2 separate regions of the Homo sapiens genome follow, and region 2 is linked to region 1. A link is a loop called in an ENCODE intact Hi-C map of the cell type or tissue named here. Cell type or tissue: GM12878. All regions are shown on one strand.

What was found. Peaks named below come from ENCODE experiments on the same cell type or tissue, not always from the same donor. Only the 100,000 strongest peaks of a DNase experiment are listed, where the experiment ranks them.
Region 2: it touches region 1 in a loop (7-fold over the local background); 3 of 110 quality-filtered maps call a loop at or near these places.

Annotation. Positions count from the first base shown.
Region 1 is chrX:13,851,283-13,853,782 of GRCh38, reverse strand. It overlaps a transcript of GPM6B not described here. Among named protein-coding and RNA genes, the nearest start is that of GPM6B, 35 kb to the right of the region's middle. In GM12878, a CTCF peak has its summit at 1,281 (motif pointing right); a DNase peak (open chromatin) is centred at 1,273.
Region 2 is chrX:13,749,400-13,751,899 of GRCh38, reverse strand. OFD1 (OFD1 centriole and centriolar satellite protein) reads right to left here. Exons shown (of 23, transcript NM_003611.3): 9 at 2,367-2,473; 10 at 532-651. Among named protein-coding and RNA genes, the nearest start is that of OFD1, 16 kb to the right of the region's middle. In GM12878, a CTCF peak has its summit at 1,509 (motif pointing left); no DNase peak of the experiment used is centred here; H3K27ac peaks cover 1,433 bases.

The sequences.
Region 1 (2,500 bases):
CCATGACCAGCCTGCCTTTCTAACCAGCTTTTCTGGGCAGAACTGTCACACATATTATTGTGACTTCATTGGTAGGGGCAAAGTGTGCCCATGCGATATCTCCTGGGAAGAGAGAGCATAAGGAAGTCTGCATGTGGATTCTTCCAGACTCCACGTGTGTCTTTTTCCCTTTTTTTTTTTTTTTTTTTTTTTGAGGTGGTGTCTCACCCTGTCGCCCAGGGAGTAACCTCAGCTCACTGCAACCTCTGCCTCCCAGGTTCAAGTGATTCTTATGCCTCAACCTCCCGAGTAGCTGGGATTACAGGCATGCACCACTACGTCTGGCTAATTTTTGTATTTTTAGTAGAGATGGGGTTTCACCATGTTGGCCAGGCTGGTCCCGAACTCCTGACCTCAAGTGATTCACCCACCTCAGCCTTCCAAAGTGTTGGGATTACAGGCATGAGCCACTGTGCCCAGCTTGTGTCTTTTTCCTTTATGATCCTTGTATCCTTGTTAAGTTGCTGTAATAAATATTGGCTCTAAGTACAACTATATACTAAGTCCCATGGATCCTTCTGTCGAATCTCAGAACATGGGGTGGTCTTTGGGACGCAGGTACCTAAGTGAATATTTAAAGTAGTTTTCAGCTTTTTTCCTGATGAAAATAAGGTGAGAAGATACTCCTGGGTGCTTCTGGTGGGAGTACGAACATGGAACAACCCTTGTCGAGGACATGTTGTCAGTTTCTAGCAGATCATACATTCATTGACCCTTTGATCCAGGATTCCCACTTCTGGAAATTTATCCTGTAGCTGTAACAATACCTGTACAAAATGATACACATAAAAGGTTTTTGGCTGGGCATGGTGGCGTGCACCTGTAGTCTTAGCTACTTGGGAGGCTGAGGCGGGAGGATCACTTGAGCCCAGGAGTTTGAAGGTCAAGGCTGCAGTGAGCCATGGTCATGCCACTGCACTCCAACCTGGGTGACAGAGTGAAACCCAGTCTTTAAAAAAAAAAAAAAAAAGTTTTTGTTGTACTCTTCCCCCAGCCTTTATTTGTAATAGCAAAAGACCAGAAACTAGTATTGTCCTGTATGGGGCTGCTGAGTCTCTGAGGGTACATTCACACTAGGAATGACTGCAGCTAGAATAGAACGAAGAAGTTGTATGTGATTAATAGAAAGTTTTCTCATGTGAATTAAATCAAAAGCAGGGTACAGAACAGTTAAGTCTAGTACTGTGTGCTCCTTTTCTGGGCGAAGGGTGTGTGATGCTCTGAATAACTATTAAAAGTGGTGACCTGTAGGGGGCAAGTTAGACAGTGAATGAAGGCAGAAATGAGAACTCTGTGTATACTTCCTTATATTGCTTTCATTTTTGTGTCAATTACCTATTAAGTTTTTTTTAATTGAAAATGAAAAGAGCTGAGAGGAGGCAGTCTGCTTGAGGTGAATCAAAATCAAGGTATTATAAGTGAAATAAAAATTTTACATACTTAATTTTCTCTTTGTTTACATCAGGTATGGCCCATGAGTCAGCCACCTGTTTTTGTAAATAAAAAAATCTTGGAACACAGTCATGTCCATTGTTTTACATATGCTCCTTGGCTGCTTTTTTGCTACGGTGGCAGAGTTGAGTCATTGCAAAAGAGACCAGATGGCCCACAAAACCTAAAATATTGACTATTCTGGCCGTTTACAAAAAAGTTTGATGACCCTGCACCTGTAGTGTTTAGTTATGGCTTATATCAGTGTTGATGCCCTGCCTAAGGATATCAGGATGGATTGGAATTTGATTCATCTGTAGTAGGTAAGGCCAATGGTAGTCATTTGAAAGATGCCATTTTTTATAAACTCTGAGCAAACTCATGTTACGTGATTGCTGGGGGGTCAGGGGAGGGGGATTTTACTCTACAAAGACACATTAGTCTATTTCTAAAACCTGCCAAGAGAAATTTTAAGAAGCAATGAATGATCTCTTCTCTAAAGTGTGGTGCCTCTGAGACAATCTACCTTCCTGGCAATGATACCCTAGCTAAATGTTGTCTTTGAAGATTTATATCATCAGAATCATGGAAACTGGACCTCTCCAGGAGAAACTGAGGTCTGCACTGTGCAAGATGGGATCATTGTCCCTCGATTTCAGCTGGTTTTTTTTTTTTCATTGCATGCCTGAGGTGACTTTACCCATCCTTCCAGAACAAAATGGATTATTCTTTGAGATGTCTGGTGATTATCATAAACCATTATCATATGGTTCTGTGATATAGGACCGTAAGCAAGGCATTTGAATAATCATGATTTTATATGAGTAATGATGATAGCTACTGTTCACTGAGGGCCTACTGTGTGTCAGGCAGCGTGTAAGGTGTTTTATGTGTATTACATCTATTTAATCTTCCCCTCAACCTTCAGGGATTGATATGATCATTTTCACTCTACAGGTAAGGAAACCAAGGCTTAGAGTTTAAGTTACTGAAGAGGTGATGTTGCTGGTAAGTGGCAGAGGTGAAATTA
Region 2 (2,500 bases), 100 kb after region 1:
TTAGAGAAGCCATAAGAAGCGCAGAGGATGTGCTTCTCTGTATTTTTTTATTGTTGTTAATTTTTGAGATGGATTGTCACTGTCACGCAGGCTAGTAGAGTGCAGTAGCACAACTTCAGTTCACTGCAACGTCTGCCTCCCGGGTTCAAGTGATTCTCCTGCCTCAGCCTCCCCAGTAGCTGGGATTACAAGTGCCCACCACCACACCCAGCTAATTTTTGTATTTTTAGTAGAGATGGGGTTTCACCATGTTGGCTAGGCTGGTCTTGCACTCCTGACCTCAGGTGATCCGCCCACCTCAGCCTCCCAGAGTGCTGGGATTATAGGCATGAGCCACCACACCCGGCCCTTATCTTTTAAAAACTATCCTAACTCAAATGCAGGAAAGGATTGACTGTATCGATAAAACTATGTTTTTTTTTTTTCAAACACTAAAGTTTGCCTAAGTTACAGACTACTTTGTCAGTTTTTGTTATGTTTCTACCAATTTAATTTAAACATATTAGTTATTTAAAAATGCTAAACAATTACTTTAGAAGTTCATTCTTGAGCTTTCGGTCATAGGTCTCCTCAAAACTCTTTATATTCTGCTCCTGTCTCCTAAGTGCCTCAGTTATGCTTTTATGTTTTTCTTCCTGGAGCTTCTGGTTCCTGAAATTAACAAAAATATAAAAAGTAAATAAACTACCATAGCTGAGCTAACAAATTTAGGAAAAAATCACATGTGTCTAGTTCCACAGACTAAAACTGCTACATGATATCACTACTGGGAAGTAGAAGGAAAGAGCCAGAAGTCCTCAGTGTATTTTATGAACTGACCTAGTTACAGCATATTGAAACTAGCAGAATTGACTGTGCTTTGGGCTGAGGGGAGTGGGAGAGTCTCAAGAGGGAAGTGGTTTCTCACTGAAAATAAACACTCAAACAATGGTTATAGGTGATAAATAGCCAAAATCAATCCTGGGATGAAATAATGATATTATTAGTTACAAAGTAACAAATAAGTGTACTTATGTGCTTAAATCTTCTATAATGCTGTTTCTAACTGTGGGATTTAATTAATTAGTCCATACATATTCAAGGTACAATATGTGTTTTTGTCATTTAATAACCAATCAGCTTTAGCCAAGTGTGGTGGCCCGCACCTATAATCCCAGCTTTTCAGAAGGCTGAGGCAGGAGGATTGCTTGAGCCCAAGTGTTTGAGACCAGCCTGGGCAATACAGAGAGACACTGTGTCTTAAAAACAAAACAAAACAAACAAAAAACCCTATTGATTGAATATTGAAAAAAGTACCAAAAGAGAGGGCAAAAGATAGATGGATCAATCAGGGCTTCCAAATACTGAAGAATAGAATGGTCTTCATAGTGAGACTTTAAATCAACCATAGCACCAACTCCTTAGCCAGGGAGGTAGGTTCATGGGTGGTGAGATCCAGCCATCCTGAGAAGTGCTACAAAATGCTGACTAGTCTAAGAACAGGTAAAGGCTCTAGGTATTAGCTCCCTCTGCTGGTAATCTGGAAAGCCATGGAGAGGTAAACTACATTTATTTAGTTTATATGCTGAGAAGGAGGGAACAAGAGTAGAGAAAATGGAGGTAAAGGAATGATGAACTCTCTCTGCCCCAATTTTGTGCCTATTTCCTCTCTCTTGATCAATTTACCTTTTCATTATTGCCAAAAAGAGAGTAAGGTAGACAGAGAGTTGAAATCAAACAAATCAAGCCTATAGAAGTGAGAAAAAAACATTAATGGAGCCAAATTCTTTAATGAACTAAGATTCCTGGAGTATCTATGGGTGTCAATAGCAGATTCCCAAAGGAAGAGAAGGCTTATTGCACAAACTATAGACAGGTGAACTTGCCATCAATCCCAGGTAAGATCTCAAGGATGAAACATTTGTGAGCACTTAGAAACAGTGAGTAACAAAGAAATGGTTTCACCAAGTACAAGTCAAGTTGGACCACCATACTTCCTTTTCTGAGCACACAGCTGGTAAAAGCTGCAGGCCTGGATATATGGAATTCAGTTACTATACATACACACACGGAACTATCAGATCTGAGGGACTGAATGTAACTGCAAAACATACGATCTGTTCCAGTATTAACAGCTTCTCCAAATAATCTGTCTGGTCTTACTGTAGCCTGATGATAGCATCTCATTCGTCTTTTCATCTTAATGTTTAATATTTCAAAAACAAAACCCTAGTGTTTGTTCCTCTTAATTTGTACCTTCTAGGTGATATCCCCTTTACAAATAAGAACTCTACTTGGCAATGAACATTAGAATATTTAGATATATATTTAGTAATTCTTTTTAATCTCATCATTCTGAATATCCAAAATGAACATGCATTACTTACAATTCAAAAGCTTCAACTCTTTGCTTCAGCTCTGCTTCTCTTCCTCTTAGCAAATCCATATCTTTTAGTAAAAGTTGCCTTTGAGCATAAATTTCTTTTGTTTCAATCTGTATAGAAAAGCATTAATTTTTAGC